Linked DNA regions of Homo sapiens: region 1 is linked to region 2. A link is a contact called in ENCODE Hi-C or POLR2A ChIA-PET data. All regions are on one chromosome and are shown on one strand. Each heading gives the region's core, a stretch centred on a gene start or an enhancer-like site at or near the end of the contact. The rest is flanking DNA. Distances are from core to core; before and after follow the strand shown. Region 1 overlaps YWHAE (tyrosine 3-monooxygenase/tryptophan 5-monooxygenase activation protein epsilon). Region 2 holds the start of SMYD4 (SET and MYND domain containing 4).

Region 1 (7,083 bases), core at 3,737-6,236, 470 kb after region 2:
GTGTTGGGATTACAGGCGTGAGTCACCGTGCCTGGCCTAATTTTTATATTTTTAGTAGAGACGGGGTGTCACCATGTTGGCCAGGCTGGTCTTGAACTCCTGACCTCAGGTGATCCACCTGCCTCAGCCTCCCAAAGTGCTAAGATGACAGGTGTGAGCCACAGCACCCAACATGTCATCCTTCTTTAATGGTTCAGAATTGCATTTAAAAAATCAGCTTGAGGTGTACAGTTAAACGTGCCACTTTTACATGTACAATTCTGTGACCTGTCCTTTGCACAAAAGCCCCTCAGTTCACCTCTGTACCTTGATAACCATTTGCTTTCTGTCTTTTTAGTTTGTGTTTTTTGCAATTTGATATAAATGGAATGATAAAATCCTTTTAATCTGACTCTTTTCACTTAATATGATGTTTTTCAGATTCTTCCATATTGTTGCTTGTATCAGTTAATTATTTTTCTCCCCTCCCGTCTCCTCTTCTCTTTCTGGACACAGAGTCTCTCGCTTTGTCATCCAAGCTGGAGTACAGCGTTAGGATTATACAAAGTAATTGTGGTTTTTGCTGGCAAAATGCGCAATTACTTTTGTACCAACCTAATAGCTCACTGCAGGCCTGAATTCCTGGGGTCAAGCAGTTCTCTTGCCTTAATCTCCTGAGTAGTTGAGACCGCAGGCACACACCACCACACCCAGCTAATTTTTGTAGAGGCAGAGTCTCACCATGTTGCCCAGGTTGGTCTCAAACTACTGGGCTCAAGTAATCCTCCTGTCTTGGCCTCCCCAAATGCTGGGATTACAGATGTGAGCCACTGTGCATGGACAGTTAATTCTTTATTTTTGAGTGGTATCCCATCTTACATATGTGAACATCAGTGTGCTTATACATTTCCCCTCTGGATGCACATTTGAGGGGTTTCCACTTTTTGGCTATTATGAATAGAGTTGCTGTGAGTGAGTGTGTAAAAGTCTTTGTAAAGATTATTTTTCTTCTGGATGATGCATAGAATTGGGATTGCTGAGTCATATGGTACATGTTTATTAAAACATTGCCGAATATTTTTCGAAGAGACTTTACAAAATATGGCTTAATTTTTTTTATATTCCCGAAAGGATTAATTTTTGAAACATATTTTCCTGGATACATTAGGCACACTCCCCTTAATTTAATAGTGTTTTGGTTTTTGTTTTGTGTTTTTTTTTGAAACGGAGTCTCACTCTGTCACCCAGGCTGGAATGCAGTGGTGCAATCTCAGCTCACTGCAACCTCTGCCTCCCAGGTTCAAGCAGTTCTCCTGCCTCAGCCTTCCTGGTAGCTGGGATTACAAGCGTGCACCACCATGCCCAGCTAATTTTTGTATTTTTAGTAGAGACGGGTTTCACCATGTTGGCCAGGCTGGTCTCGAACTCCTGACCTCAGGCGATCCACCCACCTTGGCCTCCCAAAGTGCTGAGATTACAGGTGTGATCCACCGTGCCCGTCCAATTTAGTAGTGTTTTATGAAGTCACCATCTCTTTCATACCTATTAGTTAAGGTATGCTTATGCTTAGGGTGTTAATGAAAGCTAAGGATGCTTATTTAAATGCAGATTCTTTCTTTTGGTTTTTTTTGAGATGGAGTCTGCTCTGTTGCCCCAGGTGGCATACAGTGGGGCGATCTCAGTTGCAATCTCTGCCTCCTGGGTTCAAGCAATTCTGCTGCCTCAGCTTCCCAAGTAGCTGTAATTACAGGCGCGCACCACCAAACGCAGCTAATTTTTGTATTTTTAGTAGAGACCGTTTCACCACGTTGGCCAGGCTGGCCTTGAATTCGTGACCTCAAATGATCTGCCCACCTTGGCCTCCCACAGTTCTGGGATTATATGCATGAGCCACTACATCCAGCCTATTTTTATTTTTATTTTTATTTTATTTATTCTATTTTTTTTTTTTTGAGGTGGAGTCTCTGTTGCTGGGCTGGAGTGCAGCGGCATGATCTTGGCTCACTGCAATCTCCACCTTCTGGGTTCAAGCGATTCTCCTGTCTCAGTCTCTAGAGTACCTGGGACTACAGGCGTGCATCACCACGCCCAGCTAATTTTTGTATTTTTAGTAGAGACAGTGTTTCACCATGTTGGCCAGGATAGTCTTTATCTCTTGACCTGGTGATGTGCCACCTCGGCCTGCCAAAGTGCTGGGATTTACAGGCATGAGCCACTGTGCCCAGCCTCTGTTTTTATTTTTTAGAGACAGGGTCTCGAACTCCTGAGCTCGAGTGATTCTCCTGCCTCAGCTCTCAAAGTGCTAGGGGTATGAGCCACTTACTCCTGGCCCTAAAATGCAGATTCTTGAGTCTCATCACCAAAGATTGAAACGTGGGTAATGTTGGAGAGCCACATGGTAATATGGCATCAAAAATAAGTTTTTATTAATGTATTTATTCAGTTACTATTTCTTGTGCTGTTTGTGGCGCTTTGCATTCACACGCCGTTGTGTTTCCCTATGCTTGCGGTAGATGCCAAGGCTTTTCTGGGCCCCTTTCTTTGCTCGCCACCTAGTGGTAACAAGTAGGAATCATCAGAAGTTTTACCAATGAAGGAGCTTCATACGAGGAAGGATAGAAAACATCCAAAGTCTGTTGGTGGCCAACCATATACTCCGTATATTTTTGCTGTATGAACAAATTCCCCTTCCTTTTGTATTTTTGGAAATACTATTTATTTGTGAGACAATACATTTTAGAACCTGTAAATTCTTAATCTTTCTCTTAAACTGACAGCTCATTTTTTTTTGCTGGAAAATAGTTAGGTGTGCCTAATTACCTTATTTAATGAGAGGTGCTTTCAGACCACACTAAATTATATTAGATAGTATATGAAGTCTTTCTCACTCCACCTAACTACCTTCTGGAGTCTTTGTATTGGCTCTTAGTTTGGTTTCCTTTACATGTTTTTGGCTTTTTACTCATATTAGTTTTGATGATTATGAAATTATTTTTGTTAAAATGTTTTTTTCGCAGTAGCTTGACAGAAAAAAACTACTTTGAAAGGAATATGTTAAGAAAACTTCAAATTTGTAAGGTCTGACTTTTCCTTTTCCCATACAGAAATGGTGGAGTCAATGAAGAAAGTAGCAGGGATGGATGTGGAGCTGACAGTTGAAGAAAGAAACCTCCTATCTGTTGCATATAAGAATGTGATTGGAGCTAGAAGAGCCTCCTGGAGAATAATCAGCAGCATTGAACAGAAAGAAGAAAACAAGGGAGGAGAAGACAAGCTAAAAATGATTCGGGAATATCGGCAAATGGTGAGATTGTTGTGCCATCATCCCCCCTTATCCACAGTTTGAGTTACCTGTAGGACGGTACACTTAAGATTTTGAGAGAAAAGGAGACTACATTCATATAACTTGTATTACAGTATGTTATAATGTTTCTGATATTGATCTTTGTGCCTGGTTTATAAGTTAAACTTACCCGTGGCTATGCATGAGGACAAAACATAGTCTGTATCAGGTTTGGTATTTTCCATGGTTTCATCACATCCACTGGCAGGTCTCAATGGATCCCTCTTGGATAAGGGGGAACTATTGTATTTTCAAGCAAAATGATGACTGTTTTTTAAAAAAATATGGTGGGTTGGCCAGGCGCGGTGGCTCAGGCCTGTAATCCCAGCACTTTGGGAGGCTGAGGTGGGCGGATCACGAGGTCAGGAGATCGAGACCATCCTGGCTAACATGGTGAAACCCCGTCTCTACTAAAAATACAAAACATTAGCTGGGCGTGGTGGCGGGAGCCTGTGGTCCCAGCTACTCGGGAGGCTGAGGCAGGAGAATGGTGTGAATCCGGGAGGCGGAGCTTGCGGTGAGCCGAGATCGCACTGCTGCACTCCAGCCTGGGTGACAGAGCGCGAGACTCCATCTAAAAAAAAAAAAAAGCACCCAAAAACCAATATATTGGGTTAATTTGTCTGATTCCTCTTTTTTTTTCCCTGAGGATTATTTAATGAAGTTATTTTACTTACTGTGGGTGTATATACATATATAAAATGTTTCTTATTGTAGGTCTTGTTAAAAAAAAGTTGGACAGCCATCACTGTAATGCAGCAGTTTTCAATTAGAGGTGCTTTTGTACTTCAGAGAACGTTTAACAATGTCTAGAAATACTTTTGATTGTCACAACTTCTGGAGGGTGTTCCTAGCATCTAGTGGGGTGGGGACTGGGGTGCTGCTAACCATTCTACTGGGCACAGCACGGGCCCCACAACAAACTGTCGGGAGTGCTGCTGTTGAGTAACCGATTCTAGTAGAAGAGACAGGCACGTAAATACAGGAAAGAACAGGGAAGAGAATTACAGGGCAGGTGGAAAGTGAGGTTGGTTGGGGGAGGGAAGGGTGGGGGAACCACAGTTACTGACTCGCCAGCTGTACTGGGCACTGTCCTGAGTAGAGAAATATTTTTGTTACATGTATTTGTGCAAGGTAGTACATGAAATCTTTAAAATGGCACTGGAAGGGGGAGGTATTATCCCAACTATGAATGCACAAACCAGGGTTTTGGGTGTTTGACATACCTGAGGTCACATAGAAAGTTGTGAGCTGGGGCCTTCCGTGGTGGCTCATGCCTGTAATCCCAGCACTTTGGGAGGCCAAGGCGGGCAGGTACCTGAGGTGAGGAGTTCGAGAGCAGCCTGACCGACATGGTGAAACCCCGTCTCCACTAAAAATACAAAAATTAGCCAGGCATGGTGGCGGGCACCTGTAATCCCAGCTACTCGGGAGGCTGAGACAGGAGAATCGCTTGAACCCAGGAGGTGGAGGTTGCAATGAGCCAACGTCGAGCCACTGCACTCCATCCAGCCTTGGCAACAAGAGGGAAACTCTGAATCAAAGAAAGAAAAAGTAAAAAATAAAGAGTCCAGATGTCCTGATGAGTCCCTAAATAGAAATAATAAGAGAAGAGGAACTGAAAAAGGAAGCCACGGGCCAAGAGTGGAGTGTTGCAATTCAGACTTCTAGTATGGAGCAGCATGGTCATGGGTGTGGACAAGTGAAAGTCTAGGAGTAGAGAGCAAAGAACTCTGTTGAATGGAACATGGCTGCACCATACCTTGGTGTGATCTCAGGTATTGGGTGGGTTTGCTGTAGATACTCAGTGAATCTGGGAGAAGGGTGTAGAGATCTATTGATGACAAAAACTGAGAAATAGAATGTAGATCATCAGCTTGTGAGGAGGAAGAGTTTGGAGTAATAGAGCAGTCATTGAGTATGCAAGGAGCTAGGAGAACTTAGAAGTCTTCCTTCTCCTAGACCAGTCTCTATTGGAAAAGCTGTCAGGGATGTCGTTTATTCAGAAAGTAGTTTTGCTTGGGATAAGGATGTGATTATAGAAGAAAAAGAGAGAATTTTCTGCAGTGAAACGGAGGTTCCAGGGGCACGGAGAGGACCCTCATGAAAGGTTCAGCAGTAGTGCTGCATGAGTTAATAGCAAACAGGAAGCAAGCTGAGGATGTGCGTTGAGAGGTGGTGTGCGTGTTCAGCATGATCAGTGGATAGAGATGGGTGGCAGTAGCTACTTTGGTAGATAGGTTTTCGGTGTTTTAATAGTTACGGATCTCTGCCACTAAAGGAATTGCCTGGTGAATGTTGTTAAGGATGTGAGTGCTGAAGGCAAACTGCCTGGGTTTAAATTTTGATTCTGTCCCTTGCAGCCTGCCTGGGTTCAAATCCTAGCTCTGCTTATTAAATTCTTATTTAATTGTTGATCTTAGAGCAATGTCTTTACGTTGCTACCTTGTGAAAGAAGGTAATTCATGTAATTGACCAGCATTTACCAAGAAGCATCAGTGTTCAGTTTTAGTCATTGGTAATTCTGTAGCTGTACTGTGGTACTGTGAAGGGGGTGTGGGGGCTGGCGTGTGTGCGTGCCTGCATGTGTGTGTGTAACAATAGGCAGCATGCAGAAGGGAAAAGATACTTTTTATAACCTAGAGGCAGCTTTTCTCTGCTTTTGTGTCAAGAAGGAAGAAGGGAGTTTGGAGAGGGATACAAATTCTTTTTAATACTAAGCTCTCTACCTCAAAACCAGAGATAGAATATGTAATAATTTGTAGAATTTCTAGACTTAATCTGATTTAAAAAAAATTTTTTTTTTTTTAGGTTGAGACTGAGCTAAAGTTAATCTGTTGTGACATTCTGGATGTACTGGACAAACACCTCATTCCAGCAGCTAACACTGGCGAGTCCAAGGTTTTCTATTATAAAATGTAGGTTCTATACTAGAAGGGAAAATGTAAGATTGAAAGTTGGTCCTTTTAGAACCATAACTTTGTTCTATGTAGGTTTTCAACTTTTATTTAAGAATAATTGTTCAATGTTAGAAGGATAGTTAATATTGTAATGAAAAGGTGGTTGGGCTATTATGAAAATGTATTAGCTTTTGCTTATTTATATTCTTTTGTTTTTGTGAGACCTATCCCATTCCCCTCCCCCAAACGGCATACATTTCACAGTGCTTAGTGTTATATATAGACATTTTATTTTATGATTAATAAACTGTCATGCCATTCCTTGGAACCACTTGCTTGTTTAATTCTGGTCTATCAGGTGATAATTTTATTAATTTTTAGAGGCTCCTCAGTTAATTTCCTGGGATTTTTGCTTATATTTAGTAATATGAAATGTCTAAGGAAAAAAATGAAACGAAGCCAGTTATTCCTGAGAGTGTTTAAAATTATTGAAGTACACCTAATTGTTACATATATTTTTGTCACATTTTATATAATATAGAACAATTTTAGCTTATTTTCCTTTAAAAATCGTTCCTAGTTTAAATTTTTTTTTTTTTTTTAATTTTGGTTTTGTTTTAGGAAAGGGGACTACCACAGGTATCTGGCAGAATTTGCCACAGGAAACGACAGGAAGGAGGCTGCGGAGAACAGCCTAGTGGCTTATAAAGCTGCTAGTGATATTGCAATGACAGAACTTCCACCAACGCATCCTATTCGCTTAGGTCTTGCTCTCAATTTTTCCGTATTCTACTACGAAATTCTTAATTCCCCTGACCGTGCCTGCAGGTAAGTTGTGGGGAAGAACAGCAGCGCTCAGCG
Region 2 (6,358 bases), core at 3,657-6,156:
CATGGACACATTATTCAACCTCTCTGTACTTCCTTCCTCTGTAAAATGGGAGTATAATAGCTATCTTCTAGGGTTACTTAAGTACTGACTACTAAAGCATCTGTCACATTAGAAATAGTCAAAAACATTAGTTCCCTTCCCCTTTCGTTATATAATTAAGATACAAATGCTATGTATTCTGTTGACCACAAGAGTTCTATGCATCATCTCTTATTTTATCATGTGACTCTTGCCCAAACGCCTTCACATGTGTGTGGTATTTGCGTACCCTTTGTGGCCTGTGTCTTTTGAACGAAAATGATACCTGCTTTAGCTGATAATGAAAGTCAGCAAAGGTTCTCCAACTCATTCCATCACCACAAACACATGTGAAACTTTCATTCTTCATTTATGAACAAAATACTTCACCTACGCTGGAAATAGGTTTATAAAATTTTGAATATAAAAACATGGCCAGGTGCAGTGGCTCACATCTATAATCACAGCACTTTGGGAAGCTGAGGCGAGAGGATCGCTTAAGCCCAGGAGTTTGAGACTAGCATGGGCAACAGAGTGAGACCCCATCTCTAAAAAATAAAAAAACTTATCAAATTATTTAAATATCTCCATGATCATTCTTTATTTTTTTTTGAGACAGTCTCACTCTGTCGCCCAGTCTGGAATGCACTGGTGCAATCTCGGCTCACTGCAACCTCTGCCTCACGGGTTCAAGCAATTATCCTGCCTCAGGCTCTCAAGCAGCAGGGATTACAGGCACACGCCAACACACCCAGCTAATTTTGTATTTTTAGTAGACCAGGGTTTCCCCATGTTGGCCAGGCTGATCTCGAACTCCTGACCTCAAGTGATCCACCTGCCTTGGCCTCCTAAAGTGCTTAGATTACAGGCATGAGCCACTGCGCCTGGCCCATGATCAGTCTTTTTAAAAGTGAAGAACCATTCTTTTCTTTTTTTCTTTTGAGATGGAGTTTTGCTCTTGTTGCTGGAGTGCAATGGTGCGATCTTGGCTTACCGGAACCTCTATCTCCCGGGTTCAAGAGATTCTCCTGCCTCAGCCTCCCAAGTAGCTGGGATTCCAGGCATGCGCCCCCACACCTGGCTAATTTTGTATTTCTAATAGAGACAGAGTTTCTCCATGTTGGCCAAGCTGGTCTCAAACTCCCAATCTCAGGTGATCTGCCTGCCTTGGCTTCCCAAAATGCTGGGATTACAGGCGTGAGCCACTGCGCCTGGCCTAGAAACATTCTTAATTTGTCTTAAAGACACAAGGTAGCAGCTATAAAGTAAATGAAAGCTACAATTTAAAATCACTTCCCCGGTTTCAGCATTCACACATTCCTAATTTATTTAAATATTCACTTGAGTCCAACAATAGTTCTTCCTGTTCCTGTTTTTCCCCCAAGCTGCCTTTCTTCCCCATTCACCTGTCCCTTTCTTCCCACTGCCTCATTCATTCATGCAACTAGCAAGCATTTATTCAGCACCTAAAACTTGCCAGCACTTCTCCAGGTATTGGGGATACAATGCAGAGTAAAATAACCCAGACATGATTGCAGGCCTCATGGAATTTACACAAAGTATTAGGCCAGGCACAGTGGCTCAAGCCTGTGATCCCAGCATACTGGGAGGCCAAGGTGGGTGGATCTCGAGGCCAGGAGTTCAAGACCAGCCTGGCCTACATGGCGAAACCCTGTCTCTACTAAAAATACAAAAATTAGCAGGGTGTGGTGGTGGGCACCTGTAATCCCAGCTTCTAGGGAGGCTAAGACAGGAGAATCGCTTGAACCCGGGAGGCAGAGGTTGCAGTGAGCCGAGAATGTGCCACTGCACTCCAGCATGGGCAACAGAGCAAGACTCTGTCTCAAAACAAACAAACAAACAAACACAATAATTTTAAAATTTTAAAAAGAAACTGATAAATCAACAAACATAAAACTGCAATTATTAATAGGTAACATAAACACTGAGCATTTACTATGTATCAGTGTGCTAAGCACTTTAAATTTAATAACTCACTCCATCCTCCTACTTACCTTATGCAATAGATATCATTGCTCTCATTTTACAGAAAAGAAACAGTTTAGTATCTTGCCTCAAGTCATGCATCTAATAAGTGAATGGGGTCGTGCGCGGTGGCTCACGCCTGTAATCCCAGCACTCTGGGAGGCCGAAGCAGGTGGATTGCTTGAGGTCAGGAGTTCGAGACCAGCCTGGCCAACATGGTGAAACCCCATCTCTACTAAAAATACAAAAATTAGCCGGGCATCATGGCAGTCTCCTGTATTCTCAGCTACCTGGGAGGCTGAGGGAGGAGAATTGCTTGAACCCAGGAGGCGGAGGTTGCAGTGAGTCAAGATCGTGCCACTGCACTCCAGCCTGGGCAACAGAGCAAGACTCCATCTCAAAAAGAAAAAAAATAAATAATTCAATAAGTGAATGAACAGGAATTGGGGTCTCAAAGGGATTTAGCCTAGTAAGGGAAGTCACAAATGAGCTGAGATACGAAGATAGTGTTTGCCAGTGTGGGGAAGAGTGAAGAACCACCCAGGCAGTGGGCAGAGGGAAAAAAATGTTCAGGGCCGGGTGCGGTGGCTCACTTCTGTAATCCCAGCACTTTGGGAGGCCGAGGAGGGTGGATCACCTAAGGTTGGGAGTTCAAGACCAGCCTGGGCAACATGGTGAAACCCCCGTGTCTACTAAAAATACAAAAAATTACGCAGGTGTGGTGGTACATGCCTGTAATCCCAGCTACTCTGGAGGCAGAGGCACGAGAACTGCCTGAACCCAGAAGGCAGAGGTTGCAGTGAGCCGAGATTGCGCCACCGCACTCCAGCCTGGGGCGGTAGTGGGGGGGTATGGGGAGAAAGAGTGAGACTCTGCCTCAAAAAAAAAAAAAAAAAAAAAAAAAAGGCCGGGCACAGTGGCTCACGCCTGTAACCCCAACACTTTGGGAGGCCGAGGCGGGCGAATCACAAGGTCAGGAGATCGAGACCATCCTGGCTAACACGGTGAAACCCCGTCTCTACTAAAAAATACAAAAAATTAGCCGGGCGTGGTGGCGGGTACCTGTAGTCCCAGCTATTCGGGAGGCTGAGACAGGAGAATGGCGTGAACCCAGGAGGCAGAGCTTGCAGTGAGCCGAGATCGCGCCACTGCCCTCCAGCCTGGGCAACAGAGCAAGATTCCAGCTCAAAAAAAAAAAAAAAAGTTCAAAGGCCCCATGGAAGAAGGTAGGAGTATGGAATATACCAGAAATCTAAATTTAAAAAAAAATGTGGGGGTGACTGGAGAGGTAGGCTGAGAGTATGCTGTGGATGGGAATGGTGGCAGGAACGTATGCTGAGTGGAAGTCAGCAGCTCAGGCAAAAAAAAAGACGGTGCCAGTATGGATGGAGAGAAGCCAGTGGGCTTGATAGATCTACGCAGAGGCAAAATACACTTCACTTCGTGAGGGACTGGATGCCCAGGTAATGGACAATATAGGAGGAATGATTTCTCAATTTCTGGTTAGCACTGAACTGAATAGATAATGGTGCCATCCGTGGAGATAGGGATCAAGAGGCCCAGACTTAGAAAGATAAAGAATTTGCTTTGGGATACGTATACTGAACTTAAAACCCTCTGAAGCATGGAATAAGCAGACAGATGACGGAAGTTTGTCTTTTAGAGTAAAGGTGGCTCTGTACAAAGAAATTTGTGAGCAACTGACATATATTAATAGATGGCAATGGAATTGCCTTGGGGCCAGGCGCGGTGGTTCATGCCTGTAATTCCAGCATTTTGGGAGGCCGAGGCGGGCGGATAACTTGAGGTCTGGTGTTCGAGATCAGCCTGGCCAACATGATGAAACCCAGTCTCTAATAAAAACACAAAAAGTAGCCGAGTGTGGTGGCGCACACATGTAGTCCCAGCTACTCGGGAGGCTGAGACAGGAGACTCACTTGCACCCGGGAGACGGAGGTTGCAGTGAGCCGAGATCGCGCCTCTGCACTCCAGCCTGGGCGACAGTGAGTGTCGCCCAGGCTGGAGAAAAAAAAAGAAATTGCCTCGGGAGTCAAGAGGGCCTAGAGGGAGCCTTGATTCAACAAAAATTTACAAAGAGGGACTTACAAATAAGACGGGGATAGACCTGCCAAGCTGAGCCACTAAAAACCAAGGAAGAGGGTGTGACCTGAAGCAAGCAGGGCTTAAACGCAAACGCTGCTGAGAACTCAGGTAAGCTGAAAACGGAAAAGGGCTGGATTTAGCAACTTGGAGGCCACTGGTACCTTCAGCCAGGGTTTTCTACAGCGATCAAAGGGATGACTGGAGTGGGTTAAAGAGTTGATGAAAGGCGAGGAAAGGAAGTGGCTGAAACCAGACAAGAAGTTTGGCTGTGGGTGGGGAAAGGAGAAGAGACAGAAAGTGTCCGCAGGTGGAAGATGCAGAGAAAGGCAAGCGTTTATTTAGTTTGTTCTTACGTAGGAAAAATGTGAGCATGTTTTAAAGACGATCGAAAGAATGCTTTGAGGAGGGGGCGATGACACTAGAGGGACGCCCGGCGGGTCCCCACCGCCCCCCGCCATCTCCTCCCCTCGCGTTCATCCCCCGTCGCCCCGGGCTCCCCTCCCCCTCTCTACTCCGCGAGGCTCGGGGCCGCAGCCACCCCGGACCGCCGGCCCAGCCCCCGGCACCTCCTCACCGCAATGGCCCCCTCGCTCAGTTGGCCGACCATGGCTCCACCGCCAAGACTTCCCCGCGGACCCCGCAACAGCTCCAGCTTCCCCACCCGGGTCCCGCGCGCTGCGCAGTTATTGGCCCGAGAAGTTGCGCGCACCGCTCCCGCCCCCGACGTGCGCGCGGCTCAGGGGCGGGCCCGGGCGCTACGCAGCCGCCGCATTGGCCGAGGCGCGGCCCACGTGACCCACCCATGGTCCCAAGCGAGGCCTGGCGCGGGACGCCGGACGCGGTGCGGGGCGGAGCGGGGCGCCAAGGGGCGCGCCAGGAGCTGCGCGGGCGCTGGGAGGGAGACCAGGGCGCAGTTCCGGGCGCGTCTGAGCGGTTCTCGAGGCGTTCTCGCCTCGGTCTCTGGCGAGTGCACGGGTTGGTATCCCAGAGGAGGTTAAAGCTGTTCCTTGAGACCTCCGCTGCTAAATAGAGTCGCAGTAGTGACCCGATTCGTCCAGCAACGCGGGGCTGACTTCCCGCCTCCAAGCCCTGAGCTTGGCACCGTGGCGGTGGGGGGTGGGGGTGGGGGGTCTCCGAAAGGGAATCAGACCCGGCCCCCGTCCTTAGAGAAGAGGACAGTGTGTGGGGGCACTTTATGCCGTCAGTAACCCCACCTCCAGGTAGACGTGGTACAGGCCCCAAGGGTGTTGGAATCACAGCTGGGAAATCAGGGACGCCGTCCCGGAGGAGGTGCCATTTGAGCCGAGTCGAAGAACGTGTGGGAATTTTCCAGGTGGACTCCATAAGCCAGGGTAGGGTTGGTCCGGAAAGCATGAGTAGCCTATGCCAAAACATTGGAGAGTTGAAATAGCCTGGCAAGCCGGGGATAGCAATGAGTTGTTCAGTATGCAAGGGTGCATGCAGAGGAGTAAGTGACACCTGAGAATTAGAAAGTCAGACAAGGGTCAAGTAAGGATGGTTTTGTCCTGGGCTTCCTGGTATGCTTGGAGTAGCGTTGATGAATTTAAGGGCAGAGCACTGACTTCTGTCTCAGTGTTGGAGGCTGGATTGAAAGTGGGGAGTGGTGCCAATGGCATGGACATTAATTATAACACTCTAGGAAGAATGCCAGACGAGATGGTGAGGACTTAATCAGAACGCTGAACTATGTAAGAGAGGGAAATACCTTGTTAAATGAATAGTTGCTGGGGTGGGTGAGAAAGAAAAATCTGGGATGTGTCTCAGAGAAACTAGAGAGGGATCAGGCCGGGCGCGGTGGCTCACGCCTGTAATCCCAGCGCTTTGGGAGGCCAAGGCTGGCGGATCATCTGAGGTCAGGAGTTCGAGACCAGCCTGGCCAACATGGTGAAACCCCGTCTCTACTAAAAATACAAAAATTAGCCGGGCGTAGTTGCGCGCATCTGTAATCCCAGCTACTCGGAGGCTGAGGCAGGAGAATTGCTTGAACCTGGGAGGCGGAGGGTGCAGTGAGCCGAGATGGTGCCACTGCACTCCAGCCTGGGTGACAGAGCAAGACTCTGCCTCACAAAAAAAAAAAAAAGAGGATCTAAGAGCACAGATGGTAGCTATCTAGTCTGCTTCGTCTTTGTATAACCATCACCTGCATGGTGCCTGTGACAAAGTAGTCTTTCAGTAAATATTTCTGAATGGAAGGATGTTGAGTGAATTGCTGTGAGAAAATATAGATCCT

The links. Hi-C counts contacts between places; a loop is a spot of excess contacts on that map. ChIA-PET counts read pairs that join two places held with the same protein, here RNA polymerase II (POLR2A). Pooled maps may share reads with other maps.
Region 1: a loop to region 2 is called in a pooled map, with 2.7 times the contacts of the local background. The contact joins the enhancer-like site here to the promoter of SMYD4 in region 2. A Hi-C loop is called at or near these places in 1 of 37 single-sample maps with no recorded cell type and 3 of 50 pooled maps. POLR2A ChIA-PET finds 5 or more read pairs at or near these places in 3 of 52 experiments (B cell and activated naive CD4-positive, alpha-beta T cell).

The regions. Positions count from the first base shown.
Region 1 is chr17:1,361,059-1,368,141 of GRCh38, reverse strand. YWHAE (tyrosine 3-monooxygenase/tryptophan 5-monooxygenase activation protein epsilon) reads left to right here. Exons shown (of 6, transcript NM_006761.5): 2 at 3,084-3,283; 3 at 6,134-6,240; 4 at 6,844-7,050. Among named protein-coding and RNA genes, the nearest start is that of YWHAE, 36 kb to the left of the region's middle. Within about 2 kb of position 4,986, at least 11 of the 41 ENCODE cell types and tissues checked have a DNase peak (open chromatin) inside an H3K27ac peak, as active enhancers do; they include B cell, where a contact is called at or near this core.
Region 2 is chr17:1,828,450-1,834,807 of GRCh38, reverse strand. It overlaps SMYD4 (SET and MYND domain containing 4), which reads left to right and starts at 4,906. Exons shown (of 11, transcript NM_052928.3): 1 at 4,906-5,082. RPA1 (replication protein A1) reads right to left here and starts at 4,803. Exons shown (of 17, transcript NM_002945.5): 1 at 4,682-4,803. The coding sequence starts at 4,714. RefSeq lists an enhancer at 3,407-3,907 and a silencer at 4,535-5,054.